3 separate regions of the Mus musculus genome follow, and regions 2 and 3 are each linked to region 1. Evidence: chromatin loops called from intact Hi-C (ENCODE). Cell type or tissue: heart. All regions are shown on one strand. Each heading gives the region's core, and the rest is flanking DNA. Links, peaks and the distances in the headings are about the cores only.

What was found. A loop is a pair of places that touch in the nucleus more often than their neighbours do. Peaks named below come from ENCODE experiments on the same cell type or tissue, not always from the same donor. Only the 100,000 strongest peaks of a DNase experiment are listed, where the experiment ranks them.
Region 2: a loop joins it to region 1, with 2.4 times the contacts of the local background. A loop is called at or near these places in 2 of 42 quality-filtered maps.
Region 3: a loop joins it to region 1, with 4 times the contacts of the local background. A loop is called at or near these places in 3 of 42 quality-filtered maps.

What each region holds. Positions count from the first base shown.
Region 1 is chr19:53,243,346-53,253,961 of GRCm38, forward strand. Add3 (adducin 3 (gamma)) reads left to right here. Exons shown (of 15, transcript NM_001277100.1): 14 at 965-1,060; 15 at 1,653-3,981. The coding sequence ends at 1,945. 1700001K23Rik (RIKEN cDNA 1700001K23 gene) reads right to left here. Exons shown (of 3, transcript NR_036590.1): 2 at 6,041-6,186; 3 at 5,391-5,608. Among named protein-coding and RNA genes, the nearest start is that of 1700001K23Rik, 6.6 kb to the right of the region's middle. In heart, for the core only: a CTCF peak has its summit at 4,856 (motif pointing right); a DNase peak (open chromatin) is centred at 5,006; H3K27ac peaks cover 420 bases.
Region 2 is chr19:53,593,972-53,604,587 of GRCm38, forward strand. Smc3 (structural maintenance of chromosomes 3) reads left to right here and starts at 6,425. Exons shown (of 29, transcript NM_007790.3): 1 at 6,425-6,583; 2 at 7,512-7,587. The coding sequence starts at 6,569. In heart, for the core only: a CTCF peak has its summit at 5,936 (motif pointing right); DNase peaks (open chromatin) are centred at 6,100 and 6,960; H3K4me3 peaks cover 3,019 bases; H3K27ac peaks cover 1,746 bases.
Region 3 is chr19:53,573,652-53,584,267 of GRCm38, forward strand. No RefSeq gene overlaps it. Among named protein-coding and RNA genes, the nearest start is that of Smc3, 21 kb to the right of the region's middle. In heart, for the core only: a CTCF peak has its summit at 5,467 (motif pointing left); no DNase peak of the experiment used is centred there; H3K27ac peaks cover 936 bases.

The DNA of each region.
Region 1 (10,616 bases), core at 941-8,940:
ATTAAGGATTGGCCTTAGCGGGGCACTGGGGCTGAGGTGTTAAGCCACCTGAAACACAGTGAACTGTGTGTAAAACTGTCTGGGCAAGAAGGATTCAAGGGAGACGATTAGAAGTCCCTGATCCAGTAGGAGCCTCTGCGTTGGCGCATCCGCATTTAGCTACAGCTAGCATTTCTACCCAAGGGAAACGGTCAGTAATGAAAGAATTACTGTGTCTGTGTTAGATACCACGGAATTACCTGAGAGCTAAAGGCTAATGACAGCTGGGCCATCCAAGATACCACTTTTATTAGTGTCTTTTTATTTTTGTGTCTTTAGCACAAAATCAAGTTACCCTACTCATTAATGCACTTACAGAAAATAGTTCTAAGTGGCATATTTACCTTGTTTGTTCTAACATAAGATGGAAGAAAACATCTTTCATACTTTATAAAATGTCCTTATTCAATCTCTTACTTTTGAAAGCCTGACAATGCCAGGTAACAAATACCATACTCTGGATGTCACCTTTCGCATACACTTTGTAAATAGTTCCTTTTACGTCTGTGCATAAGCTCACTAATACTGCTCTAACCGGAATCACTAACCGGAAATTGCTAGGACTCAGTGGAACCTCTGCCTCGTTCCTGTAGCAAGGCTGCTGAGGCTTCGTCAGTCAGTTTTTTCATCTGGCTGTATTTTGGTTTCCTATACTAGCAAAGGCTAAACGCATTCAGTCTCTGTCTGGGCTGCCAATACCCATGCTTTTTTTAACTCAGTGTGCAAGTTACTGTTCATGGCCAGAAGTTTAACACATCAACCTCCTCAGAATCCTAGTGGCTGACATGTGGGATGGCGGTAAGCATGCTCAGTTCTCAGCTGACGAGCTTGCAAGCAGGCACTGGATGTACGCACTAACCTCTCTGAAACCGTAAGCTTCCTTGTTTTGTTTGCATGGCTTTTAACTGAGCATCTTGTTCAACAGACGCTGAGCAGGGGTCACTCTCAGACGACGCTGCATCTGTTTCACAAATTCAGTCTCAAACTCAGTCACCGCAGAGTGTCCCTGAGAGATTAGAAGGTACTCACTGTGACTCCCACAGCCGCCCCCTCGTAAGCCCTGTCGTTTGTCCCGTGGACGGGATCGGACACTTGCTCACAGTCCCTCTGTCAGTGCCCCACACATAGGGATGGGGCAAATCTGACTCACTGCAATTTACATTCACTCGCTGTGAATTCACTCGCCTGGCTTGGGTCAACCTATAGTTTTATGAATTTGTGGAATTAAAAATGACTTGCCCTCGTGTACCTTCTAATAAGTAGCATGAAGTTCTGTACAGTTTTAAATGTCAAATGACCCTCAAATTAAAGAAAAACATATCTGTCGTCATCCTAGCTTATAATGACTTGATTTGCCATGGAAAGGCGGACCACCAGTACAGTTTGTGACCCTGTTTAACACTTGCCTTCTCCCCTTTGTATCATTGAAGAAAATTAGCTTCATGCTAATAGATACATGTTATTAAAATAATAATCCATCCTCATTAAAATTAAAGCAATGCATGGCTCAAGACATTGCTAAAACTTCTCAGGTTTGCAAATGAAACAGAAACGTTGACTGAGTAAATAATCTCCCCCCCCCCCACCCCCACCCCCAACCTCTCCTTTCGTAGAAAACCACGAGCTGTTTTCCAAGAGCTTCACCTCCATGGACGCGCCTGTCATGATCATGAACGGCAAGGACGAGATGCATGATGTCGAAGACGAGCTTGCTCAGCGAGTCAGTAGGCTGACCACAAGCACGACCATAGAGAACATCGAGATCACCATTAAGTCCCCAGAAAGAACTGAAGAGGTCCTGTCGCCTGATGGCTCACCTTCAAAGTCGCCCTCCAAGAAAAAGAAGAAATTCCGCACGCCTTCTTTTCTCAAAAAGAACAAAAAAAAGGAGAAAGTTGAGGCCTAAGTAGTCCTTTTGTAATTTGTATATTACATTGTGGCATTGCACACTTAAATACCATATTTTAGTTAATCGTTAATATACTGTGGTAGATCAGATTGGGAGTATGTAGCAAACTGGACTTTAAAAAACTGGAAAGAGGTTTTACTAAAAGAAAAATATTATTGAAAACTTTCAAATTCATCTCTTTTTATATGTCCGAAAACGGCCGAGCTTTTCAGCAGTGGCTGGCTTGGCCGACTCTGCCGTCCCTGGCAGAGCGTTGTTACTGTTGCTCCTTAGCAGCTGCTGCCTGGTGCCTAGGCCTCTGCAGCACATGTGCTGGGAAGGAGCTGCCAGTGAGCACGAGACAATGCTTACTTGTCACTAATCAGACCTTGAGTTTATCATCGTGGTTATTGACTGTATCTTTGGGTCCCCACTGTTTCCATGGGCATTAATGGGATGTTTTAAAAGCTTCTACAAGACTCTAGAGCATTAGTATACATTGGCACATCATTTTTTAAAAAATGTTTTAAGAAAAGATTTGTCTGGGTTTTTACTCATAGTATGAAATTCCCCTACCTGAAGTAACTGTTTGCCAAAAAGTCATTTTAATAAACTATAATTTTTGAAGAACTTCCTTTTTTATTAGTTTAGAAAACCCCTTATTTTTCATAGAGGGGATTTTGTACACATAATATGAGTTATTTAGTTTAACTCTTGCAAAAAAACAATTTTTGTATGTTAAAACGTTTGTATACCTTCAGTATAAGGTGTCATGTGCATGTTAGCCAATCAGTCAGGGGTAAAGCCTGCCCGAGTGCCATCCAGGAGTCCAGGGGCGTGGCACCCAAGGGCATATCAAGGCCTCGAGTCGTATTTGAACCATATAATGTATTTTTCTCTTAGTATTGCTGATGGATGAAGAGGCTGAGGGGAAGGGAAGAGTAAGAGACAGGACAGGACTGAGTCCTGTGTCCACAGAAGAAAGAACATGGAGATCGACTTGCTGAAAATAAGGCCCAAGTTTCTAAAATCCTGTTTCCTGCCAAAATCAATGTCTTGGTTGACATTTGAATTTTAAAAGAGTTAAAGTGTACATCCTTTTAGAAGACGGCACTAGAATAAATCAGCAGGTCTAATCCCACCAGCGAGAAAACTACCACGTCTTGATTTTTGCAAACTTAATCTTGATTTTTATAAACTTAAATTTTCTTTTAACTTCCTTTCTACTGTAAATACAAATTTAAGCCTAGATTTAATATAGTTTTCTCCATTTCCCCAAGTAATGTCGCAGATCAATGTAAATGGATGACCCCAATACTCCACGAGTGGAAGTAAAGCGCCCTGCGGGTGACTTGGCACGCAAACGTGACGTGACGTTGGCCGCAGTGCTCTCTGGGCTGGCTCTGTCTGACCCTGTGATTGATGCTGGTCCTCTTAGACCTCACTAACTACTGGAGCCTGTTAATCTCGTAGTGGAAACTTTGAGTTGCTGAATTGTGCATCTGAGGATTGTTTTATGTCCTACATCATCTGTGTTGTGCTACAACGTGTGGAGACACAGTTACCTGTGAACTCTCCTTTTCCATAACTTTTAAAGAATATATATATCTAAATGAATGCAATGTGCATAAATATTTTTTAAACACAACAGTAAACTATTGCACCTTTCGCTAACGCTTCTCTTTACTTGCTTTGACATAATGAATGAGCCAGTGAACTCAGTGTCCTGTGGAAAATGTATAAAAGTTATCTGATATTGCTCTTAGATGTTATGCTAATTAATGTTAAATCACAATAAACGGTATTTTAAATATATGCATTTGGTATAATGGGGTTTCCATTCAGGAGTGGTTTCCTAGGTTAGACTTTGTGATCTGCCAAACTTTAATGTGGAACAGTGAAGTGATAAAATTGTCCTCTGAGCTAAGGAGTCTTGATAAGCTTGTTTTCAATTTAGTTAAAAGTTCATATATATATGTGGGCTTAGTGGCACATGTCTTTAATCCCAGTACCCTGGAAGCAGAGGCAGGTGGAACTCTGTGAGTTCCAGAACAGCCAAGGCTACAATAGTAAACTGTGTCTTAAAATACTTTTATATTCCTATATGCATCATGAGTTACATGTATATGCATGCGTTGTGTGTGTATAACTCTTTTGTCTTAGTTAGGTATGGTGGCCTAAGGATGCTGATGGAATGGAAGATATAAGTTGTGTACTAAGATCAGACACTAAATCCCACAGACAACAGTGTAGGGAAAGAGCAGAAGAGAGAGAGCTCACACGTCTCTCTCCGTTAAGGTTTGATTTTTTTTTCATTCCCCTCTAGTTCCTGACATTTGTATTCCCTGTATATCAGCCATCATAACATGAATATCATTTGTGTCCTGGTTTTTCCTACTTAAAAGAATGCACCCTAGAGACACCTGTAGTCTCAGCACTAGGAGGTGGAGGCATGGAGGCTTAGGAGCTTAGGCCCCAGCTCTGTGAGGCCCCAGCCCTGTGAGGCCCCAGCTCTGAGAGAACCACACCCTCAGAGGTTTTCAACCAGGTCCCTCACATGAATAATTTATTTTGATTTTTTTTCTACTTTGTCCTAGAAAATGAGTGCAAGAGGAAGACGTAATAATAACTGGAGTGTGTAGTTGATCAGAGCTTTACTATGATCACCTATTACAAAAACAAAGGACTTGAGAGATGAGGTTGATAGTCTTGGGCATAATGACTTGTTTTCTCAGCTTGTAAATAGCTCAGTGGTGAAAAACAGTATTTCAGACCAAAAGCCTGCTTTCCAAAAGCAGCCCAGACCATTACCCGTGTTCTCATCTGCGTGTAGCTTAGCTTAACTATTTTTTAAACTCAGATACTAAGCTTGTATGCAAATGATCTTGGCCGGACTGACATTTTACAAAGCAGTTTTCTTTGTGGCCACTAGGGGGTGTGACTAACCTAACAATCCCGCGTCCAGTTCTTGTACTTTTCCTTAGACCCTAGAGACCATGTTTGTTGTGAGGAACTTGGGAGGACGATTCTTTTGTTGCTTATTCTCACGAGCCTGTTCCTCGGCTGTGTCGTTTTAGCAGTTCCTAGTTCACCAGGACAGTATCACCCACAGCACTTGTGGTGCCTCTGGAGTTACCTAGATGGTAGCAAGAACAAGAGATGCCCACAGGCTCGTGCTGTGACAACGTAATCTTCCTTCTTTTCCCCAAGGAAGTGCTTGATAATGCCTGTCCCTTTTATGACTCTTTACACCAAAGACCATGGTATGCATAATCTTTGCATCCCTTTGTAGATGATAAAACCCAGGTTTGTAGAAGAAACACCGGAAGTCCTGCGTTTTGACCATGGATTCAGAGACCCAGAATTTGCCGTGCTTTGTGCTTCCCTTCATGTGGCTCCAGTTAGATGTTTTGTTTTGTTCTGTTCTATTTTGTTTTTAGAAAAAAAGCCAAGTCCAGCCACATTGAACTGACAGCTAAGTTTATTTAGATAAAACACTGGCTTTTGATATGAAAGACATTTTCTTCCTCCATGTCACATCAGAATGAAGAATCTGTGGAAGTAGAGATGTGCCCTGGTGGTGTCTGCCTGGAGCATCAGCTCTTGGATCTTCACGCCAGCAGAGCAAGATGCCTGTATCCGCTGCAGAGGCGCTCTGGGCCCAGGAACACCCCTGTCCTTCTGGGGGAATCAGAGGAGACATTCAAAGGCAGTTTTAAAACCTGCAGACTTGGCTTGGTCTAGACATAAATGTAGATTTCACGGTGAAGGGAGATACTTACTAAAGTGAATATTGAGGTGACCTTTCCTAGGGAGAATATCTAATCACATGCTGCAGTGGGGAAAGGTTACATTTGGACGGGTTGTTAGTAGAAGAAAGTGGTAAACTTGGTTGTCAAAGGAGTTCGTTGCAGGAAACGGCTGTAAGGAGGCAGTCCTGAGTCCACAGTTAGTGGAGGGAATTGCCTTTAATTATTATTTTAATTCTCGACTTGGAACAGGGTGAGTGTGCATCGGTAGATGCAGTCTGAAGTTGAGGAGAGTTTACAGATACCTGATTACGACTGTGGGCCTTAGAGCCAGTTCTCGGTTCTTCAGAGAGATTGGACTTACCTGAAAGAACACAAAGGGCGCCAAGTCAGGATCCAAGCAGGGGTCTTCCACATTTGTGCCGCTTGCTTTCCTACCATAATGTGAGCTCCCTTGGGACCCAAGGCACATAACTCGGGACTGGATAAACGCTGATGTCTCTGCAAACACTGGAAATAGGAATGGTTGGGTACAGAGCATGAACTGCAAAACCAAGCTGGAGTGTGATTTATCACTCACTGTGTTCTCAACATTTACGCTAACTGGGGGCTGAAGAGGTGGCTCTGTGGTTTGGAGCACCAGAGGCCTGGGTTCCATGGTTTCAGCTACAACTCTAGGAGACCAGTGCCCTCTTACGGACCTCCAAGGCTCCAGGCAATGTGGTGCACAGACATACATTCAGGCAAAACATTCATCTACATAAAAAATAAAATTTTAAAACCTAGTAAAAAAGGGAAACTTGAACATGATTTAAAGCATTAGATTCTCCTTGAATTGTTTAAATATTCAGTATTCTCTCCAGCTAACCATGGCGCTGTTGTCTTTCCATGGGGAGCTTAAAGTCACTTCCGATTTAAATTACAAATGCACATTTTGATATTCCTAGTGCCTAGCAGGAAGAGACAGACAGACAAGAGAGATCTAGTCTGCAGTTCTTTTTGAGACCTGTAGAGTTTCTGTTGGGAAGGCTTGACACAGAGCCTATGCTGAAGGCTATTGAAATTATCCAGTTTTTGCTTCTAGGTTTTACTGTTACACACTTTAGGGTTTTGCCCTTCTCTACAGCCAACCTTGAGCTTGATTCTGAGGGCCTGGAAATCCCTTGTTTTCAGTCTCCTGTGAAGCCTGCCATTAGGCAAGTCTCCTGCTGCGTGTCTTGCCTCAAAGGAAGTAGTATGGGTTTGCTCATTGAATTGGGGTGTGCACTGAAGGGGGTTGAGTTTCTGAGAAATTCTAAGATTTTTTTTTTTAATGTGATTTTGAAATGGCAACTGAGGGTCAACAGATTGTATGACAAGCATTATCAAGTGACAGGATGTATGGACACTGCTTTGCTTCATTGTTAGACCCGGCTCCTCAGAAAGCCAGTAAGCCCAGCTTGGTGTGCCCATCTGTAATTTCATTTCAGCACTCAGAAGACTGAGGCAAAAAGGACCCGAAAATTAAGTCCAGTCTGAGAGGGGGCCACACTGGATATGTATGTAGCTCAGTGATAGGGCCTGTACCTAGAATGTGCACTGCCCAACACTGCAGAAAAGTTCCTACATTGTAGGAAACTGAGGTTAGGGGTGGGAGCCCATGCCACTTCCCCTTGCTGATACTGGGACCCCATCCGGCTCTAACCTGTGCAGGCTTTACACACTGGCTCAGTCTCTGTCGGTCCATCTGTGCATCAGTCCTGTTGGCTTTGGACATTTTTGTCTTATTGGTCTCTCTTGCTTGCTATTTTGATTTCTGGTTTTCTTGGTGTGTGTGTGTTGTTTTTTGCTTGTTTTTGTTTTGTTTTTGAAGAGAGAGGAAGAACAAAGTTGGGTTGGTAAGAAGGGAGGGAGGGTCCTGAAGAAATTGGAAGAGAAAAAAAAGCCATAATCTAAATATATTGTGTGACAAAATTTATTTTCAATTAAAAAAAAAAAAAGGTTAGCAGTGCAGCCCAGCCCTGGAGTCCAGGTAGTGCTAGGGCCTCTCCAGGGATTGCCGGCCAGGCCGCCACCCTCAGAAGGAGGGACCCTCTCTTTACAGACAGCATCCAAAGCAACCCCTCCCTTGAGCTGTCACTGCCAAGGCCCCCACCAAGCTGGGGTCAAGGAAGTACTGCGCTGTCACTGGCCTGTTCCTGTTGGGTAATGCTAAGGGGTGGAGTGCAGTGGGGACTGGCGTGACAGTCATTGACTCCAGAGTCGATGGCCTCCGTTTTATGACAGACATGTAGATACAGCCAACTTGTTGCCGGCACAGGCAAAACTTCCAAAGTCATTTACTGGACTAACAAGGTCAGACATTCCTTCCTACCTGCTTGCTATTGAAAGTGTTGGCTTCAGGTGTTTTAATTGAAAGAAAGCCCATTTGAGGAAAAGAAACCCAAGGATGTATCCCAAATATAACTTCCTGATCTCAAGGGGAAAGGGCGGGGTCGGGCTCCTTTGCTCTGGCTTTCTCTGCTTTTTAGGTTTCTCTACTTAGTTTAAAATATATACATTGTGAGACCGTATCCCATCATTTTTTAATTAAAAAATGCATATTTGTATGTGTGTGCGCACACTCAAATGTGCACGTGCGCGCACACACACACACACATAAAGTATGATAGGGGCTTTGTTTAAAATGTTTCTTAAATAACTTAGGATTGAGTCTTGGGATTGTGTACATAAAAGTATTTTGGCTGCGTCTGACCTTTAGGTTACTATTGAGCAAGAGAGTATATGCACATAGACTTGCTAAAGAGCAAGCATGGCTCAACTAACTGCAGAGCTGGGCAGACTGGGTGGGGCAATTCTGGAATTGTTCCCACTCACTGAGCAGGTCAGGTATGAGGCTGGCCTGAGGTGAAAGAGCCACTCACAAGTTCAGGCCAACAAGTGAGATCTGGAACCTCAGAGGGCAACCACAGCAGCATCTGGTAAAGTGCTCTGTGTTAGGGATGCGCTAGTCCCTGTCACCGTCTTCACAAGAGCACAGGGGCTGCAGCAGCAGGAGCCAAAGGAAGCTTCAGGAACAGCACTTTCTTGCTTTTCTGCAGGCTGATATCAGAATCAAGGAAGGACCTCGGGCCTAAGGGACCGGGGTGCACCTAGAAGTTAAGACAGGAACTCAGACTTAAGTAAAATGGCCCATGAGAACCCTGTACCACTGACAAGCCAGAGACCAGGCACTGTTCAGAGGCCAGGCAAAGTCTGGCCTGGCTGGGTGCTAACTTGACTTTGTGTGAGTGCTGTAAAGAGAAGCTAGGTGCCTCGGTTTCTCCATCCGCAGGAGCTGGTCCTGGAAACCACAGCCAGATGAACAAGTAGGTGGCCGAGTACTCGAGAGGCAGAAAAGGCCTGGTTGGGTTTTGGCAGGAAGTGGCCTGTGTGGTAAGGGGGTGCTGGACTGCAGGAGGTGTTACGCCAGAACCTGCCTAGAGCAAGAAGAAAGACTGGGCAAAGGGCAAGCGCTACCCAGAGCTGTGGAGATAGATGCTCTTCTCTTCTGAGTGTCTGGAGGTCACTTCCCATCGAGCACCCTACAGTGCACCTCGGGAGCACTGCTGGGCCAAGATCAGAGTATGGTCAGGGCTTCCAGTTATGCCCACGAGGGAGCCTTGGTTCTTCTGGCTTGTCCTTCTTAACCTGCCTATGTCACAGCTTCGGCCACTAAGTCAGAGGCCTCTGACTTGTGTTGCCACACTTGCCCAAGCAAGAATCTCTCATTCCCTCCCCCACCCTGCTGCATGAGCAGGTGTACAGACAGTGGCTGAGCCACCACTGGCAAGGAGGACCCCCTGTCACCGCCACAGGCTTGCATCTGCCCCAGCCTTCCAGGTACCTTGTCCACCTGGCCCCACTGGAGGAAGACGTTTGCATTCACCAAAGTAACATTCCCTGCTGAGCATGTCCAGTTCTACCAATGGGTCGCCCTCTGATACTGAATCAAGAGGATGTCAAGTTCAAGTCCAGCCTAGGCAGGTGAAGTCCTGGCTCAAAAGCAAAGATGTAAGTAAACTCTAACAAGATAGCAGTTCACTGGTGTGTATAGACTTTGGGTCTGATTACCTTCACCGTGTGATGGTTTTTATTTGCAAGTTCTTTTTATTAAAGTTGTTATAATAAAGTAGCCACCCAAAAAATAAGAATTTAAAGTAAGACTTTGCTAAACTTGAGCAGTACTTATGGGCCATAGTTACCTGTCCTCAGTCAGCACCTGTGACTTCAGCTCCAGACAAAGACTCAGCTAGGCTTGGCCAAGAATAGGCTGTCTTTTCATCACTCACATCCTATAAGCACGGTTCACCTTGCTCATATGTTAATAGCATGTAGATAAGCCAAAGACATTTTCACAATTATAATTAAAATAACATTTCTTTAAAAGAAGTCTTATGAACAGGCTCATATGCCTCTGTTTGGTTTCCATCCTGGAGATGCTCTGGTGACCAGCTAATGCAGACTGATGGCAGTCTGGAAAAGGAACAGAAAGGCAGGTCCCCATCAGTCCCGGGCTGACTGCTGATGCGGCTGGCTGCCTCTCCCTCCGTCCTCCTGCTATCTGCTTGCTGGTCCCCCTTCCCCTCCTCCTCCTCCTCCTGTTTTGGTTTTGGGTTTGAGTGTTGTAGAACCCAGAGTAGCCTAAGATCCACAGCTGAGAACAACCTTAACCTCCAGATCTTCCTCCATTTCCAAGGTGGTGTGATCACAGGCCTGTGTTACCAGACAGCTAGGTATACCACTGCCTTTGTTTTAAATTTGTTTTCTTTTATTGGGTTTTGTTGGGGGAAGGGTTGGGTTTTGGTTTCTTTGCTTTTCTGTTTTTGACACAGTCTCTGTACAGCCTTAGCTGTCTTGGGACTCACTATATAGACCATTCTGTCCTCAAACTCAGCTCTGCCTGCCTCTGCCTCCAAAGT
Region 2 (10,616 bases), core at 1,241-9,240, 350 kb after region 1:
GACCTGCTTGAGTCCCAGTCCTGACTTCTTTGGTGATGAACAGCAGTGTGGAAGGGTAAGCTGAATAAACCCTGTCCTCCCTAGCTTTTTTTTTGTTTGTTTGTTTTTCGAGACAGGGTTTCTCTGTATAGTTCTGGCTGTCCTGGAACCCACTTTGTAGACCAGGCTGGCCTCGAACTCAGAAATCCGCCTGCCTCTGCCTCCGAGTGCTGGGATTAAAGGCGTGCGCCACCATGCCTGGCACCCCAACTTGCTTCTTGGTCATGATGTTTGTGAAGGAATAGAAACCCTGACTAAGACACCCCACATCTACACTTTCACATTAGAGACTGGATAATAAATGTTACCTCTAGCCTTCTTTCTTTCTTTCTTTCTTTCTTTTTTTAAGATTTATTTATTATATGTAAGTACACTGTAGCTTCAGACACTCCAGAAGAGGGCATCAGATTTTGTTACGGATGGTTGTGAGCCACCATGTGGTTGCTGGGATTTGAACTCAGGACCTTTGGAAGAGCAGTCGGTGCTCTTAACTGCTGAGCCATTTCTCCAGCCCTACATCTAGCTTTCTTAAGACTGGCCAGTATCTCACTTTTCTTAGGCCCTCAAAAGAGACATTGTCCCCAGACAGCAGAAAGCAATTTTAGAGAATGACACCCCATTCCCAAGAGATGGTCTGGATGGTTTTTGGTTGTTTGATGGGTGATGGATGTTTGTTGTTGTTTAAGGGGGGTTGACCACAGTTGTTAATAGTCTTGGTCATGGAAGAAACAAGTAAGGGAGGTTGGATTCAGGGATCTCTTTTTCCCTTTCTTTTTCTTTCCTCTATCCTTCTTTCTCTCTTATCTAGTGTCAGGAGGAAAGAGGGGGAGGAAGGATGAAAAGAAAAAGAGGGACATAGGAATAGTAGAATAAAGCGGTAGATTATTGAACCTATGTTTAGACTAACGGGCATTAATAAACCAAATTTTTACATTTGGTATGGACTTTGTATATTGATACAGATTTAGGTTTATATTTTGCTACAACATAATATACTATGTTTCAATTCATAGTACCTATACAGTTCACTGAAAAATGCAATGTGAAGTTCCAGTCCTTTTAAAGGCTGCAATTACAAACTGTTTATATTTATCAAGAAATACAAGTTAGTAATCAATCAAACTTGTCGTAACATTGCATACTAGTTTAATCATAGAAATATGATTTAGTCTCCCGTCAATGTTTTCAAAGTTAATCAGATAGCAAATATCTTAAAACATGCAACACTTGCCTGCCTATTCAGATATACCATAGATGATAGATAGATAGATAGATAGATAGATAGACTCAAAAACTTCAGCAATCTACATACTATGGCATTTAAAGATGTTCTTTATTTTGACAGAGAGACATGTCTGCTCCTGGCAGTACCACCACACTACTTCAAGGAAGATGATGAGCATTGAAAACTCTCCTTATGGAGTTGCTTGAAATGTGGCAAGCTGCCATCGGGCAAGAAACCTCCCTTGCCTCAATTGCTGACAGCATGCTGCCCAGCCCATGGACACGCAGGGCAGGAAGGAAGTCAACTGCCAAGCTTTGCCAAGACAAGATAGGCAGTTCTTCATCATTGCTGCTTCACAAAATGTCTGTCAGATATTGTGGGCCAGAAGGATGTTCCAATGTTGCAGAAGTATCCTGGTATCTGTCCTGATAGCCTTCAACCTCTGTCATTTTATAGTTTCAGAATCTGCTTGCTCTGCACCTTCACTGTTTTTTTTTTTTTTTTTTTTTATTCAGGGAATATTTATCCTTCACAGGTCTTTGACGGTGCTGAAGACTAGATAGTCACAGTCTCACAATTAAGCTTAAGTTGTTTAGGATTTAAGAAAATGACTTAGGTACAGAACTTTGGACTCACCAAGGCAGGATAGTACAATACTTTCTCCAAGGTTGCCAAATGCATGTGGACTGAACATTGTGAATGTGATTCTTAACTGATAGTTTTCACAATTTTTCTTATATATACAGTTTATTGGTGTTAGAGACAGAGCCTTTTGTTGAACTAAAAGGGGGGAGAGGTACTGGTCTTCTAAGAGACACATGAGGAGTTCCTACCCCCACCCCCTGCCTCCCTCTTCATCCTCCTGCACATATGTAGCAGATGGAGCGGGGGCTATCCCAAAAGCTGCTGCCTGTTTGTGGGATATGTTCTTCTAGCTGGGGTGCCTTATCTGGCCTCAGTGGGAAAGGATGTGTCTAGCCTCGAAGAGACTTGATGTACCAGGGTGTGTGTGTGTATGTGTGTGTGTGTGGGATATCCAGAGGGCCCCCACCCACTCAGAGGAGAATGGGAGGGTTGAATGGGGGAAGGATTGGTGGGGGTCAATGAGCGGGGTATAAAATGAATAAATAAAAATAAAAAACATTCAAACCTAAAAAAACCCAAAACATAACAAAAACTTAGAAGTTTAAATATGTTCCCCACTGCCTCATGGCATGTTGTGGCTGTCAAATAAGGAAGCACCATAAATAAATATCTTCTAAATTGTGAAGAGAGAGAGACATAGAGAGAGGAGGGGGGAGAGGGTGAGGGAGAGGGAGAGAGAAACAAACACACACACACAGAGGGAGGGAGAGAAAGACAGAGAGACACACACACCCAAAGACACACACACCCAAAGACACAGAGAGAGAGAGAGAGAGAGAGAGAGAGAGAGAGAGAGAGAGAGAGAGACATACCTGTAATCCCAGTGCCCTAGAGGCAAAAGGATCAAGTTTCAGGACACCCGGGCTTCACAGCAAGTTCCAGGCTATCTTGGCTACATAAGTAAAACAGAAGAAAACACACAAAACCAGTCATCCCCTACAAACCAAGTCCTTAGCAGAACCAGCTGCAGACAGCTCCTTACATTTGGAAGACTTCATCCTCAAGTGCTCCAGGGAGCCTTAGCTTACTGGGGAGCCCCTGAGTGAACCATGTGGAGCCAGGATCGATGCAAAAAGCAAGAGGAATTTATTGTTCCAGTGCACTGGGGTTGTCCCAGATCCAAAGGAGAGGCAGCCCCCAGGACCTGTTTAGCGAGTTTTTTTATATGGTTTCCAGGGGCAGAATAGAGCATCAGCAACTAGGCACAATATGATTGGCAGAACAGTGCACCCTTTAAACTGATTGGTCTTTAGGGAATGAGGTGACAAGGACTTCCCTTGTCTGTAGGTGGGCAAAGGGTCTGTCCTGTTGTTGAAATGTTAATTAGCCTCGCCCTTCCGGAGGGACAAGTGTCTCATGACCTTCTCAAAGTTCCTAAGCTGACCTTTTCTGTGCTATAACAATACAACTCAGTTCTCTGCTTCTTTCTTTCTCTAAGGCAGAGGGAGGCTGCACAGCCGAGCACAGCTGACCTTCAAAAGCAAGGCAAGGGCCTGAAGGTCGTTCCCAAGTTGCCCTGTGCTTCCATATGACAATATACCTTGTCCCAATCTCCACTGAGTGCCCCAGGATTGACCCCAGAGGACCTCCTTGGTTGAAGTTCCTGGCTTTTCTCTCTTTAATGTCTCATTCTCCTGGACCCCATTACTCTGCTGGCTGAGAGTGCCTTCTATATAAACTACCTGTACCCTTAGTTTTCAGCTACTATGAAGTGCTATCAATGTTATGTATAATTCTTTTTTTTTTTAATTTTATTTTTTAGGTTTTTTCGAGACAGGGTTTCTCTGTACAGCCCTGGCTGTCCTGGAACTCACTCTGTAGACCAGGCTGGCCTCAAACTCAGAAATCCACCTGTCTCTGCCTCCCAAGTGCTGGGGTTAAAGGCATGCACCAGCACTGCCTGGCATGTATAATTATCTTAAACCTTTTGATTCAAAGACCCTACAACCATCTTATCTGGTGTTGAATGCAGTCATGTGCTCTGTAGCCCTTGTGTAGCCAGCTTCCTTCTCTTAGCATTTTAAAAAAGAAATTCATTCATGTTTGTAGAATGCATCCTTTTTTATTGCTCAATGGTATTTCTTTTCTTTTTTGGGGGGGGGGTGTGGGGGGGGGGAGTGTTGAGACAGGGTTTCTCAGTAGCCCTGGCTGTCCTGGAACTCACTTTGTAGACCAGGCTGGCCTCGAACTCAGAAATCTGCCTGCCTCTGCCTCCAGAGTTCTAGGATTAAAGGCTTGCGCCACCACGCCCGGCTTCAATAGTATTTTTTTTTAGATTTATTTATTTATTTATTTATTTATTATATGTAAAGTACACTGTAGCTGTCTTCAGACGCACCAGGCACCAGAAGAGGGCATCGGATCTCATTACGGGTGGTTGTTAGCCACCATGTGGTTGCTGGGATTTGAACTTCTGACCTTCGGAAAAGCAGTCGGGTGCTCTTACCCATTGAGCCATCTCACCAGCCCCCTTCAATAGTATTTCTTTGTGGCGTCTATTTCACTTTCATTTTATATCGCTTGATACTTAGTAATCTGTGATAACTGTTAAAAGCCAGGAGAGCCAGGCACTGTGGTAAGAACTTGGCCTCTGTGCATTTTCCCTTCATAAGATTTGGTTACTTTGTGCAAAATAATTGAAGAGAGCAATAGTAACAAAATGAAATTCTTCATCTCTTAGATTTTACTATCATGGAGAGAGACAATAAATATAAACAAGGCAATAGTCTAAAATCACTTATTTGATATTGTAGAGATTTAAAAAAAAAAACCTTTTTCCCCTATTTATATGATTATACAAGCTAACTGAATAAAGTTCATAAAATGTGTAAAGGCCTAAGAAGGAAAGTAAAAATCTCATTGTAGTGGAAACCATCATAAAAGTTCTGGTGACTTCACTATTATTGAAAAATAGGGTCTCCTTCAAACCCACTAAGCAGTAGATGAATTTGAACTTTTGATCTTGCATCCACCTTCCCAGGGTTCTGGGATCACAGATGTGTGCCACTAGGCTACCCAGTGCTGGGGAAGCGTCTAAGACCTCCTGTATGACAAACTAGGGCTTTACCAACTGCACTGCAAACCCAGCCGTCATCCTGAGGAACTGAATGAAGGCTTAGAATTCTGTTTATAATATACCCCAAACCCTCACAAACTGACAGGGGTAGAGGTCCTTAACTCCCAAAATGAAATTTTAAATTAAATTTCTTTCTTTCTTTTCTTTCTCTTTTAATACTTTTTCTTTTTTTTTTTTTTTTCCCTCAAACTTTGGGTGGAATTTGGCCAGAGTTTCAGATAAAGGATTCCCAGTAGGGCACAAGATTTGCCCTTCCTCGTAGACATGTTGAGGGTGAGAACTGCCTCAGGAAGCAGGAATGGTGACCAGGACCTTATTAGGTCGTCCAGGTTTGTTTGTTTATTTCCCAGTAGGCAATTTTAGAGTTGCCCAGAACTCTACTCCCTACACTGATTGTATACATTTAGCCGGGCAGTGATGGCATAAGCCTTTAATCCCAGCACTGGGGAGGCAGAGGCAGGCAGATCCTGAGTTTGAGGCCTGCCTGGTCTACAGAGCGAATTCTAGGAAAGCCAGGGCTAAAAAAAATCCTATACATTTAGGGACTGACCCTAGTACCTACCTATTTCTTTTCTTTCTCTCTCTTACTTTCTTTTCGAGACAGGGTTTCTCTGTGTAGCCCTGGCTGTCCTGGAACTCACTTTGTAGACCAGGCTGGCCTCGAACTCAGAAATCCGCCTGCCTCTGCCTCCCGAGTGCTGGGATTAAAGGCGTGCACCACCACCCCGGCTCCTTTTTTTTTTTTTTTTTCTTTTTTCTTTTTTTTTTAATTTACCTATTTCAAGAAATTTATTTGTGGCAATTGTACAGGTCTTTCTATAAGGAGTTTAAAGTCATCCTTAGCTACAAGGTGAAATCGGGGCTTGGAAAACTAAAGACAACCTCCCTAAATCAATCCCTTCAAATGTCCTAGCGTCCTCCAGTTCTCTCAGAGCCGTCAGGAGGCTCGGAACCAGCAGGAGGCGCTCTGAGCTAATAAAGAGAATAATGGAAGCGCGGAGGTTCTGAGCTCAGAACCCCAGGCAGTCACAATGAGACCTACATTCAAGTCGGGCGCTAGGCTGACAGGCCACGTCCTTTTTAAGCGGCCCGGCGACCACGTGACCTCCGGCGCGCTCGGCGATTGGCTCCGCTCGTCTCACTCCAGGCTTTGGCGCCGAGCAGGCCCCGCCCCTCACGGGCGCGACCATAGTCCGTGCGTCCGGAGGTAGTTCCTGCCGGCCTCTGGAGCGGGGCTCCTCCGAGTCGGACTCCCAAGTGATTCTCAGCAAAACAAGAGGATAAGAAAATCCTTTTCTCAGATCAGGTCCGTCTAAGAGGGCCGCGGGAGAGGGGCCTTTCCTACGCGACAGAGTGGAACCGGCCCAGACTCCCCCTGCGATCCGCATCGCTTCCATCGTGGTTCCGCCCGACGCGCGGGCCCCGCCTCCGCGGCCGCCGCCATTTTGTTTGGCCACAGGGGGAGCGAGCGGGAGCGAGCGGAGCGCTGTGAGGAGGGGGCTGTCTTGCTCGTCTTCCGAGCCTGCGGCCGCGCTGCTGCGGTGCTGAGGCGACGCCTTCCCCCTGCCGAGGGGCGCGGAGCCATGTACATCAAGCAGGTAAGGGCCGTGAGAGGCGGCGGGGTGTCCCGGAGCGCGCCGCGGGTGGGTTAGGGCCGGCCTGGGCTTGGGGGGGCGGGGAGGAGCGGGGCCCTGACGAGCCGAGCGCCGGGCTGCAGTCGGCGCTTTCCCCCGGGGCGCGGTGCGTGGAGCCGAGCGGAGCCGAGCGGGACCGGGCGCGGCGGGCTGCAGGCGGAGGCCCGGCTTCCTCGGGCGCCGCGGGCTGCTGCGAGCTGCTGGGAGGCCGCGTCGTTCTGCAGGCAGGCATGGCGGTGCATGGACCGCCTTCGCGAGGCCCCGGGCTGGGCTGCAGGCTCTCTCCGCCTTGCCTCAGGCTTTGCCCCAGCAGGGCGGACCCTCGCAGCAGGTCGCGTCGCGCCTGCTCACTCGGTTGTTTACTTCTGTCAAAATGCTCTTCCCGCGCGCGAGCGCCGAGCCCCCGGGACACGCGCTGGGCGACGTTTTTCTATTGGACGGGTCAGGCTCGGAGCGTTGCGATCCTATCTATCCCCTTTTCACTTAATTTTTATTATCTTATTTCTTTTTCTCAATGGACTCATTGGGGCTGGCCAGTGGTTTGACTGAAGGATGCCCTCTCACTGGGCTCGCAGGCTGGCAAGCTGCGACCAGCTCGCTCGCCCGCCCGCTCGCCTGCCTGCTGTCTGGACCTTTACTGTCGTGCAGAGCTCGGGGTCGAAGCCGCTGGGTTTGGAGAGCTTCTCCCAGAGCAGCCCTGCACCAGCAAGGGTTGCAGGCCATGTCGGAAGGGGTTTAGCGAATCTTTAACTTGCTTGCTCCCGATCGCAATGGTCTCCGCCGAGTGGACCGTTTCTGTCTTGCCTTGCGTGAGAAGCAAGAGACGGAGAAGGAAAGAATGTTGCCCTAGAAGTGCTTTCTGTGTTCTCAAGGGTTGTCTCTTCTTTAATAGGTGATCATCCAGGGCTTCCGAAGTTACCGAGACCAAACAATTGTAGATCCCTTCAGCTCCAAACATAATGTCATCGGTAAGTAAGTGTTCTTGGTTTACCATGTTAGACTTAGAATTGCTACCGATAGACGTGACAGGCCAGGGGAGACGGGAGTTGTCTTTGAATGTTAATATTCCTCCATGGGATTACCTGTTTCGTGTCTGCACCGATGAATTGCTTATTTTATAAAAATAAAATTTTTGTGTAACTCAGACGGATAAATCATTTTGGAGCCCAGTGGTGTAAGTTAAGTAGTGGAATGTTTGCCTAGCGTGTGTGTGTGTGTGTGTGTGTGTGTGTGTGTGTGTGTGTGTAGGATGTTGATGATGTGTCTTCATTTCAGAACCTTTTACATGAGAGGGTGTCGCCTGTTTTGTTCTTAGTCCATCACTGTTACTTTCTTTGAAGGATGGCTTATTTGCAGATTGTGGTCTTTTTCCCTTGCCAATTTCTTTGTGAGTGTGAGTTTTTATGAGAGACGTGAACAGACACTACCTGTCTCAGAAGGCCATTGGAAAGAGTAAAGAGAAGGGATATGGAAATTTGAGATTAAAGCTCACATGATTGTTGCCATTAACAGTACTTAGTTAAGGTTTTTTTGGTGTTTAAAGTCTCCGTTTTGCTGAGGAAACCACGTGCCACTGAATTTTGAAGGATGGATGAAGTTAGTGCTAGACTTGAGAGGTTCTGGCATTGGTGGTTTGACTGTTACAGTGTCCTAGTTGCAGTTTGCTAGGCCAGCCAGATGAGGTACTCTAGACAGTGGGCTAGGTGGTCCTGGAGAATAGAGGTTGGGGTTTCTGGTACCAGCAGGAGTGAATTCTGATGGGGCCTCATCGGGACCTTATCTAGCACTGTCAGTACAGGATAGGTGAGATCTGCGAGCAGACTTAGTCGAGGGGAAAAAAATGCCAGTGTTCACAGAAGGCCTTTAGAGAACAAGGCATTATTTACATAACATATGAAAGAAAACAACGAAGGAAATCCAGGAGTGGTTACTTAGTTCCAGCTACTCAAGAGGCTAAAGTGAGAGGACTCTTGAGTTGAGGAATTGAAGATGAATGTAGTCTGTGGCAGGACGGTTGGAGGCTAGGCTCTTTCTGCTGTTGGTACATGGGCTGCCCCCTTTGTGAGAGTAGAGTAGCCTGCTGTTTGTTCTCCTTGTGCTTGAGCTACAGAGGGTGCTAACCGACTAACTCGCAGCACAAGCATCTCCATTGTACTGGGCTTTTGCTGCATTTCATTATAGGAGCTTCCTGGTGTTTGCTAGTCTGAAAATCCTAAAAATGGAGAAAAAGAAATAATAACTAGGTTTTATGATATTTCTTATACTTCTAAGCTGAAAAATGCCTTAATATTTCAGTTGTGTGGTTGTCATCTGTGGAGATAGTGATTGCTATCTAGAATCATGTCTATGAGGTCTGTTAAGTATTTTTGTTTTAGTCAGATAGCAGTAGTTCTTTCCCTTTGCTTGCAACATAGTTTCTTTTGAGAGGAAAGTAAGAATTCTTCTATGTTTTAACTAAGATAAAGCTCCTTTCTTGATGCTACTTTTCCTGCCTGGTGCTGTTCACTGTGAGACAGATGGGAAGTTGTTATTAATGGGAAGAAAGTGGGAAGTAGTTAGGCAGTGAAGTTGTCTTTTAAATATATAGTGATGGGCTGGGGAGGAAGCTCAGCAGTTAAGAGCGCTTGCAGAGGACCTAGTTTGATTCCCAGCACCCACAATGGTGGTTCATAACCATTCATAACTTGTTTGAGGGGATCCAATCAATGCTTCTGACCTCCTGGCACCAGACACACATGCATGATATGCATATACATACATGCAGGTAAGATACACATACACAGAAGATGAAATAAGTAAACCTAAAAAAAACCCAACTTGTTTAATGATTTTGAGCCTAAAATAAAAGATTTGAAAGCAAATACCTCTTGAGCTGATCTTTGCCTCTGTGATTGCCCAAATATTGTTTGCCCTGTATGTCCTTGTCTCCAGTCTTCAGATCTGACAAAGACAAACTGAAGATACATTAGAGCAAGGAAAAACTACCCTTGTGAATCTACAGTTTTTTTATCATTGTTCCCTAAAATAGTATACTATGACAGTTACTTATGTAGCATTTCTGGCAGAGAGTACAACAAAAGGATCAATTTCTTTGTCTTAGTCAGGGTTTCTATTCCTGCACAAACATCATGACTAAGAAGCAAGTTGGGGAGGAAAGGGTTTATTCAGCTTACAATTCCATACTGCTGTTCATCACCAAGGAAGTCAGGACTGGAACTCAAGCAGGTCAGGAAGCAGGAGCTGATGCAGAGGCCATGGAGGGACGTACCTTACTGGCTTGCTTCCCCTGGCTTGCTCAGCCTGCTCTTATAGTACCATGACTACCAGCCCAGAGGTGGTCCCACCCACAAGGGGCCTTTCCCCCTTGATCACTATTTGAGAAAATGCCTTACAGTTGGATCTCATGGAGGCATTTCCTCAACTGAAGCTTTCTCTGTGATAACTCCAGCTGTGTCAAGTTGACACAAAACCAGCCAGTATAGTTGACCCCTTGTCAACTTGACACACAAACACATCACTAGTAAGCCTCAACCCTTACATTCTTATTCATCCCCAAGATCTAAATAACTTTAAACATCCCACTGTCTTTACATATTTTTAAAATTTCAATCTCTTTAAAATATCCACCTCTTTTAAAATTCAAAGTCTTTTTACAATTAAAAGTCTATTAACTGTGGGTTCCACTAAAATAGTTTCTTCCTTCAAGAGGGAAAATATCAGGGCACAGTCACAATCAAAAACAAAAATCAATCTCCAACCATCCAATGTCTGGGATCCAACTCAACGATCTTCTGGGCTCCTCCAAGGGCTTGGGTCACTTCTCCAGCCATGCCCTTTGTAGCACACACGTTGTCCTCTAGGCTCCAGATGTCTGTACTCCACTGCTGCTGCTCTTGGTGGTCATCTCATGGTACTGGCATCTCCGAAACACTGCATGACCCCTTCAGTCCTGGGCCCTCAATTGCAACTGAGGCCTTCCATGGCCTCAGCTGCTCTG
Region 3 (10,616 bases), core at 798-8,797, 330 kb after region 1:
CAAGCAACAACAATAACTTGTGTCTGAGAGGGGCATGGTGACACACTCCTGAAAGTCCACTATTGAGGCAAGTGGTCATGATTAATCAGAGAGGGCAGCTTAGTCTACATAACAAATTCTAGACGAGCCAAAGCTACATAGCAAGACCCCAACTTAAAAACAAAAACATAAACAAACAAACAAACAAACAAACAAGAAGCCACCTGTGTCTGCTGAACATGCCCCAAACAACATAAAAAGACAGCCATAATGTCACATTTATGACGTTGATTGTCATAAATAATGAGATTTGAGGATGAGGTAGTTGTAAAGCAAACAGTATTCCATTTTATATGAGACTTGAGCTTTCATAGATTTGGGGCGTCCAAAATTGGAACCAGTTCCCTCAAAATCAACCTTAACAGGCCTCTTTGCCCAGGCTAGTTCTGCACACAGTAGTCGTTTCTGCCAGTTCCCCATCTCACTCACTAGGTCTTCTCTCCCGAGGACCCTCCCCCCACTCCCCTCCCATCCTTCTCTACTGTAGGCATCATTCCTCGACCCTAACCAGCTTTGGGGGTGCATCTTGCCCAAAGATGAGTTCTTGCCAAAGCTTCCCACTGGCTTTCTGATTACACCCTGGCTTCTGCAAGGCTCTCTGACCTGTTTCAAAGGCATGGGGGGAGGAGCGGGCATTTTATCAAAGCTCAAAGTAAAAGCTTGATGCCTGGGACAAAGAGCAGGAAAGTAAGGGCTCGGATCAAAAGGGACGCAGTGGGAAGGAAGCACAGAGAAAGCAGAGGTCCCGGTCATACACACAGTCCTCGGCTTCTTGGTACACACCACCCCAACCTCCAACGTTCTCAGTCTCCCCTTTCCCATAGAAGAAACTTGTGATGCCCTTGGATTCCCAGAGAAGCCAAGAGTCTCCCTGCTTCAAAGTCTTTAAATGTCCCTCTGACGTGCAATGTCAGATATTTATAGAGATCGGGATATGGACACATTTGAGTGTTATTATTTGGCCCTCCTAGCCTGTCCAATCACTTTTTCTCTCTGACTTGAGTTTCTTTACTTGCAAACTAAGAATCAACAAAGGCCCTCCACCGTCCTTCCCGGGCGTGGCTGCTGGGAATATTTTGAGTGAAATATGGGTCTCTGAACACAGGGACTACACTCCAATTTCTCATGTCCTCTATTTTCTGGTCACAGAAGTCACTTTCCATCTGAAAGCTGCCATGTTTTTCATTAATTAAGCAAGCAAACGAACATGCACAGAGAACTTACCATGTGCCGGGACCCATTCTAAGTCCTTTCCCAAAACCAAATGACTTGTGTGTGGGAGCACAAGGCGGGTAAGGATTGTACAAGATGTCAAACCAGTAGGGCTTACAGCAATCTCAGCTGTCTGGCTCCTGTCTCTATACATATATGTGTGTGATGCAAGCTCGCGCATGCATTTTTATCAACATAAAATGTGTGTGTGCACCTGTTTGGGAGTGTGTGGGTAAGTGGACTAGCAGTCGGCTCTGGATGTTGTCTCTCTGCTATACACCTTGTTTTGTGAGACAGGGTCTCTTATTGATGTAGAGCTGACTAGCAGGCTGGGTTGGCTGACCAGTAAACCCGGGATCTCCCCTTTTCTGTCTCTCTAATGCTAGGACTATAAATGTTGCCCAGCATTTTCTTAAAATGTGAGTTCTTCATGTTTGCATGGTAAGTCCTTTATTAACTCTCACCCCAGTCCCAGACTCTATACTTTTAAGAGCTGGCTAACCAGATTGTCCTCAACCCCCCTGGCTCTGGAGTACTGTGGCCATGACCTGTCTCTTGTTTTGTGTTGAAGTGAGGTCTCATGCAGTGGGGGGTGATGATTCCATACACAGCAGAGGGTGACCTTGAACTTACGACCTTCTTGCCTCTACCTCCCAAATGTTGGGATTGCAGGCATGTGCCTTTTTGTTTTTTTGGTTGCTTTTGCCGAGCTGAGAACAGAACCCATGCTAAGCTAGCCCTTTACCAAATCAATCTACAGCCTCAGCCCCTTCTGGACTGTGAGGAACAAGAGAGCAATAGTCTTGTTGAGTCTTGTGAACTGCAGCTGTGATAACAGCCTAGTGCACAAAAACATGAAGCAATTGGCGGATGGATGTTACCATTACACTTATCTACTGCAGACTCTCAGTAATCAAAGCCATGGTTGCAAGACAAAATAACAAACACGTAAGGCAGGCATAGTGCTGCCAGCACTGTGGAGGGTGACACTGGAAGACTGCAGTGAGCCCCAGGACAGTCAGCTACATACAGAGCAAGACCCTGTCCCAAATCCTAGCAAGGGGATATGTCCAGGTTCCCAGCATGTATCCACTTAGGTCAGCTGCTGATGGGGGTGGGGACTAGGTTATCAAGTTAGGATCAAATTTGACTCGGAGGCCCAAACAAACAAACAAACAAACACAACCAAAAATAACAACAACAACAAAAAAAAACCGAACAAACAACAACAAACCAACCAAACAAGAAAACGAAACCAGAAAGAATGAAGCAAAGAAACATTTAAGGTCAAGTCTTCCGTAGCAGGCATCGGTGCCAGGTGCCAGGACCAATGTAACATTTCTCCTTTACGCCTGGCAACAATCTTGCTACATTTCGTAGATTAGATAAAATTCCTGAAGTCAAAGGGTAGAGCCAAGATTTAAAACTGGTCTGTCTAAAACTACCGCTCACTGCCTCTTTAGTCTTGCCTGGCTGCTGGGTCTTTGCTCTCTCAGCTGAAGAATGAAGGAGTTGGGTGGTCTCTGGGCTCCAGCTCAGCTTATGTTCTCTCTCTCTCTCTCTCTCTCTCTCTCTCTCTCTCTCTCTCTCTCTCTCCCTCCCTCCCTCCCTCCCTCCCTCCCTCCTTTCTTTTTTGATTATTTTATTTATTTACATTCCAAATGTTGGCTCCTTCCCAGTCCCCGTTCCCAGAGTCCTTCACCTCTCCCCCCTCCCCTTTGTCTCTGAAAGGGTGCTCCCCCCCACCCCCACTCCCCACCGCCAACCTCCCCCCACCCCTTCAGCTTACGTTTTCTTTCTTTTTTTTTTTTTTGGTTTTTTTGAGACAGGGTTTCTCTGTATAGCCCTGGCTGTCCTGGAGCTCACTTTGTAGACCAGGCTGGCATCGAACTCAGAAATCCGCCTGCCTCTGCCTCCCGAGTGCTGGGATTAAAGGCGTGCACCACCACGCCCGGCTTCAGCTTACGTTTTCAAGTGATCACTGACTGTGCTATTGCCCTCCAGGTATTGCGATTTACATCCTTATAACACCCTCTGAAGTACTACTCTATTTCCACTTTACAAATGGGGAAACTGAGGTTGAACCCCACTTGTAGAATCCAGAGTCACATAGCTACTTTTTGGCTTTTTGTTGGGTTCTTAAACCAAACTCTGGCTCCTGACCCCATACAGCTTCTGCAGTCTCCAGCGGTTTTCGAGGGAGCCTTTCCGCGCTCCTGCAGAATTGGAACAAAGCCAGGGGAGCTGTAGGCTGAGTTCTCAGTGCGTGGGCCTCCTTCTTTGGATTTCAAAGGTTCACTGAAGTTCCGTGAGAGTCAAAGGTGACTCCGAGTGGAAGATTAGCTGAGATTCAGAGCTGGCCCTGGCACCACTGGACTTAACTGTTTTCTCTGATCTTGTTGTCAAGGCAACCTTAGGACTCTGTGCTTCTGAAGTTATTCTTCCCCTTGCCTTCTCCAGACAGCCATTCCCAGTGACCTCCTGGTGAATGACTGAAGATTAGGTAATGTGAAATTAAAAAAAAAAAATTGTTAGGACTTTCATACTCGCTCCAGGCTGAACAAGAGGTATTTTGTAAGTGTCTGTCTACGTCACTGCTGGACCACAGTGACTTACAAAGTACCTGGAACAGAGTGGGGAGCTCAGAAAATGTTCAGTGTATGCGTGCAAAGATGATAAGTTATGGAAAGGAGGCTGCCACATTTCCCACAGGCTAAGAACCTAGGTCAGAGTAATAGGCTAAGGCTTGTAGTGGCCAGTGAGATTGCTTAGTGGGTAAATATACTGCCATCAACCTGACAAGCTGGGACCTGTCTGGTGGAGGGACAGAGCTGGGCTAATTCCTGAAGGTGACTTCCACATGTAGGCTGTGATGCATATGTATACACGCACACATGCACACACACACACACACACACACACACACACACACACACACACACATGCACACACATACACACATCAGAGAGAGACAGAGACAGACAGACAGACAGACAGACAGACAGACAGACAGACAGAGAGATTATAATTTTTTGAGATGGGGGGATTTACTATATAGCCATGGCTCACTATGGCTATATAGCATCTTCACTATGAAGATGAGGCTAGCCTTGAACTCACATAGATTTGCCTGTCTTGTCTCCTGAGTACTGTGATTAAAGGATTAGTAGTGGTGACCTCCCATGAAAGGGAGTAAGGGAGATGGCTCAGCCAGTGAAGGTATTCTTGCTGCCAAACCTGACTATCTGAATTCAATCCCAAAACTCCATGGTGGAAGAAAGCCAACCCCTCCGACCTCTACATAAGCAACCTGTCCTTTGACCTCCCCATGAGTGTCATAGAACATGCATATCTACACACATAATAATAAAATGTAATAAAAGTGTTACACAAATGCATGCATATAGATATAGATACAGAGATATAGAGATATATATAGAAAGTAAAAGCTCAGATCACCTTTGAAATGATGACCTGTGCCCTGCTGTCTCGTGTCTCCATACCTGTGAGCTTCAGCTGCCCACGGAGGAGTTCTGCCCACTTCAGCCTTCTGGAATGGGACACCAAAGATGTCACTCATCTCCCCACCCCCACCCCCTCTCTCTGTGTCTGTCTCTTAAGTTATGAAGTAGATGCAACACAAAATTTACCATGTTAACTATTTTTAGTGTTTACATTTCCATTTTTGGGCAACCAACATGGTACAAAGTTCTGTCTTTCACTTACATTCATCATAGTTTCTACTGCCATCTTGGATTTTAGCCACAAGTACACAGTCACGGTTTAATGTCTTTATCACTGTCTGTCTGTCTGAATGTATATATGCATGCATGCATGTACACATGTATGTGTGTATGCATGCATGTATTACACATGTATGTGTGTATGCATGTATGTATTACACGTGTATGCGTGTATGCATGCATGTATATATGCATATGTGTATGTATGTATGCATCTATGTATGTACTTTTATTCATTTATTTGGTGGGGAAAGATACATGGGATTGCACATGGAGGCATAATGACTCTGGCAGGGACAGGTCCATGTGGGCCAGCAGGCTTGGTGTTAAGTACCTTTTATCCACTGAGCCCTCTTACCAGCCATAAAGCCTTGAGTCTTAGTACGGCACCAGATGACATGAATGTTCAGTAAATAATGGCCACTGATTGATTTTTGTGCTCCTCACACCGATTCGTAGCTTTGAAGCGCCCTCTAGTGGCAATGATGAAAATGATGCGAAGAACCACCTAAGTCTATTTGCTTTCTAGCAGGTGGTGACCACAAATGTCATCTTGTGTCCCTGTCTTTTGTGTTGTTTTCTTACTGACTTCACTGAGTATGAAATTCTAGTCAGTTAAAAGTTGAGTGTAATGGTTTTGTAATCCCAGAATTTATGACATGGAAGCAAGAGGTTTGCTGGAAGCTACACAGTAAGTTCCAGGCTAGTCTGGGTTACCTAGGGAGAGCCTGTTTCAGAAAACACACAGCCAGGTGCACACCTTTAATTCTAGCACAGAGGCAGAAGCAGGTGAATTTCTGAGTTTGTACACAGTGAGCCTTGTCTTAAAACAAACAAACAAACAAACAAACAAACAAAACCAAAACCCAAAACAAAATAACAATATTGGAACAAAATAAAAATCCCAGCAACCAAACAAAACAAATAAGGTGAACTGAATGATGTTTTTCGGATAGTCTAGGAGGAACTCCGTGTTTTGTTTGGTGGTTTGTTTGTTTGTGGGGGGTGCAAAGCAATTCATTTATACAATCAAAATGAATTAATGCACACATGATATCGAAACAAAAACATGCAAAAAACAAAAATAAGATTCAAGAGATAAAAGTACACTCCAACAAGAACAAACATAGCTGGGTGGTGATGACCCAGGCCTTTAATCCTAGACTTGGGAGGCAGAGGCAGGAGGATCGCCAAGTCCCAGGACAGCCTGGTCTACAGAGTGAGTTTTGGGCCATCCAGGCCTTCACAGAGAAACCCTGTTTCAAACAAACAAACAAACAAACAAACAAACAAACCAAAAGAACTAAATATACAAAAAATAAAACATAACCCTAGGAAAAATAATGTCTGCATTGGTGCATGTCTGCTCAATGTTTTTAATTAATATAGAGAATTGCATTTTCTGGTGTTCTGATTTCATAACTAAATGAAAAGTCACAAGTTAAAATAGTGTTTGCCTGATTTTTCTGAGCATTGTGTATACCAACAGCCAGAGGCTTTAATGGGTAAACGACTCTTACACTGGCTTAAACTGTCCAGTCCAGGAAGAATGGACTCCAAGGAGACACTGCAAGGTGGGATGTATGTGAGAACAGTTTCTGTTTTGTTCAAATAAGAAGTGAGCAGTGGCCAGAGCACCTGGGGGAGCCATCTTGGTTCCCGGATCCCTCAGAGACTGGTCTGTGCAGGTGAGAGTGTGGACTACAGAAGCTAACAGCTTCTGGGACAGGCAGAAGCCACACAGCTTCTGGGCCAGACCCCGTTTTGGGCTCCAGACATCCGGGCACTGACCCTGGCAGAGGAGAGGTGTCCGCCCTACCAGGGAGGGCTTTGCTGGAGCACCTGGGGAAGTCATCGCTGGTCCGGGATCTCTCAGAGACTAGACTGTGTAGGTGAGAGTGTCGACTACAGAAGCTACACAGCTTCTGGGACAGGCCCTGTTTCGGGTCTTCATCTTCTGCCAGGAGGCAGGTCCAGATATCTGTGCACCTTCCCTGCAAGAGGAGAGCTTGTCTGCAGAGAGTGCTCAGACCACTGAAACTCAGGAGAGAGCTAGTCTCCCAGGTCTGCTGATAGAGGCTAACAGAATCAAGAGAGGACCAAGCTCTAACCAGAGACAGCTATAACAACTATCTCCAGAGATTACCAGATGGCTAAAGGCAAACATAAGAATCTTACTAACAGAAACGAAGACCACTCACCATCATCAGAACCCAGCACTCCCACCTCAGCCAGTCCTGGATATCTCAACACACCTGAAAAGCTAGACCCGGATTTTTTTTTTTTTTTTTTTTTTTTTTTTTGGTTTTTCGAGACAGGGTTTCTCTGTATAGCCTTGGCTGTCCTGGAACTCACTTTGTAGACCAGCCTGGCCTCGAACTCAGAAATCTACCTGCCTCTGCCTCCTGAGTGCTGGGATTAAAGGTGTGTGCCACCACGCACGGCTAGACCCGGATTTAAAAGCATATCTTTTGATGATGGTAGAGGACATCAAGAAGTACTTAATAACTCACTTAAGGAAATACAGGAGAACACTGCTAAACAGGTAGAAGTCCTTAAAGAAAAACAGGAAAATACAACCAAACAGGTGATGGAGTTGAACAAAACCATACAAGACCTAAAAAGGGAAGTAGACACAATAAAGAAAACCCAAAGTGAGGCAACGCTGGAGATAGAAACCCTAGGAAAGAAATCTGGAACCATAGATGTGAGCATCAGCAACAGAATACAAGAGATGGAAGAGAGAATCTCAGGTGCAGAAGATTCCATAGAGAACACCGGCACAACAATCAAAGAAAATACAAAATGCAAAAATACCCTAAGTCAAAACATCCAGGAAATCTAGGACACAATGAGAAGACCAAACCTACAGATAATAGGAGTAGATGAGAATGAAGATTTTCAACTTAAAGGGCCAGCAAATATCTTCAACAAAATTATAGAAGAAAACTTCCCAAACCTAAAGAAAGACATGCCCATGAACATACAAGAAGCCTACAGAACTCCAAATAGACTGGACCAGAAAAGAAATTCCTCCTGACACATAATAATCAGAACAACAAATGCACTAAATAAAGATAGAATATTAAAAGCAGTAAGGAAAAAAGGTCAAGTAGCATATAAAGGCAGGCCTATCAGAATTACACCAGACTTTTCACCAGAGACTATGAAAGCCAGAAGAACCTGGACAGATGTTATATAGACACTAAGAGAACACAAATGCCAGGCCAGGCTACTATACCCAGACAAACTTTCAATTACCATAGATGGAGAAACCAAAGTATTCCATGACAAAACCAAATTCACCCAATATCTTTCCACGAATCCAGCCCTTCAATAGATAATAACAGAAAAAAAAATACAAGGACGGAAACTACGCCCTAGAGAAAGCAAGAAAGTAATCTTTCAACAAACCTAAAAGAAGACAGTCACAAGAACAGAATGCCAATTCTAACAACAAAAATAATAGGAAGCAACAATTACTTTTCCTTAATATCTCTTAATATCAATGGACTCAATTCCCCAATAAAAAGACATAGACTAACAGACTGGCTACACAAACAGGATCCAACATTCTGCTGCTTACAGGAACCCATCTCAGGGAAAAAGACAGACACTACCTCAAAGTGAAAGGCTGGAAAACAATTTTCCAAGCAAATGGTCTGAAGAAACAAGCTGGGGTAGCCATTCTAATATCGAATAAAATTGACTTCCAACCCAAAGTTATTAAAAAGGACAAGGAGGGGCACTTCACACTCATCAAAGATAAAATCTTCCAAGAGGAACTCTCAATTCTGAATATCTATGCTCCAAATGCAAGGGCAGCCACATTCATTAAAGAAACTTTAGTAAAGCTCAAAGCACACATTGCACCTCACACAATAATAGTGGGAGACTTCAACACACCACTTTCATCAATGGACAGATCGTGGAAACATAAACTAAACAGGGACACAGTGAAACTAACAGAAGTTATAAAACAAATGGATTTAACAGATATCTACAGAACATTTTATCCTAAAACACAAGGATATACCTTCTTCTCAGCACCTCATGGTACCTTCTCCAAAATTGACTATATAATTGGCCACAAAACAGGCCTCAATAGATAGAAAAATGTTGAAATTGTCCCATGCATCCAATCAGATCACCATGGACTAAGGCTGATCAACAACAACATAAATAATAGAAAGCCAACATTCACGTGGAAACTGAACAACACTCTACTCAATGATACCTTGGTCAAGGAAGGAATAAAGAAAGAAATTAAAGACTTTTTAGAGTTTAATGAAAATGAAGCCACAACATACCCAAACTTATGGGACACAATGAAAGCATTTCTAAGAGGAAAACTCATAGCTCTGAGTGCCTCCAAATAGAAACTAAAGAGAGCACACACTAGCAGCTTGACAACACACCTAAAAGCTCTAGAACAAAAGGAAGCAAATTCACCCAAGAAGAATAGACAGCAGGACGCCCCCGCCCCCACATTCTCTTGCCTGAGGCAGTTAACTCCCCTGCCTACCCTGTTATTTTCTCTTCCAATATGAATTCGAGCTTACCCTTCATGGACTTAGTCACTACTACATGACAATTAGAAGACATCTGGCCCACAGAGGAAATTCTCTGCTTCACCACCCATGTCTCCTCTCTGGTCCTTGGATCCAGCTACACAATATGACCATGGGGGACTTTCATGATAATCTAATCTACGGCACCATGTTAAGCAGGGAACTTCATGTCCCCTTACTGATTACAAACCCCCAAAGGATCCCCAAGTGTATCACGTCCACCCCTGCCTCACTGTCCAAGGGTCCCTGAAATGCCCATTTTCAGGGGCATCCTACCCCTTGGGAATCCTGCCAGCCGGCATGAGGTTTAAGATTCACCATGGTCGGGCTGGTGAGATGGCTCAGTGGGTAAGAGCACCCGACTGCTCTTCCGAAGGTTCAGAGTTCAAATCCCAGCAACCACATGGTGGCTCACAACCATCCGTAACAAGATCTGACTCCCTCTTCTGGATTGTCTGAAGACAGCTACAGTGTACTTACATATAATAAATAAATGAATCTTAAAAAAAAAAAAGATTCACCATGGTCTACTCAATATTGTCATCTAACCTCACACTTGGCATGTGGAGGTTTACCTCACATCATGCTTCCCATATTACTCCCTATGTTAACAGGGATCCCATTAGATTCCAGTATGATTCCATCAGGAGCTATTGGGGTTTATGTGGCCCCTCTAACTGCCTTGATTCACTCCCCTTTACTCTCCTAGAGAATGGCCGTCTCTTTAATGGGACATATTTCCACATACACAGGTTGGCAAAAATGAGGACTGATGCAAACCACCTTGAATGTGGCCATTGGCAGCCTTAACTGCTTTAATGAGAAATGTCTCCTGACTGCCTGCTGGATCGGGTATTCAACAATGGCTATCCTGATGAGGGAACAGCCACTATTTGGGTGCCTGTGGTAAATATCACTCACTTTCATGCCGTCACTCTGATGGCCCAGACTTACTTACAACCCCTACACTATGGAAAGAGGGATTTTGGTATTACAGCTGCTGTCATTGCAACCATCATTGCAGGCATGGCCGGGGCAACAACAGCTGCTG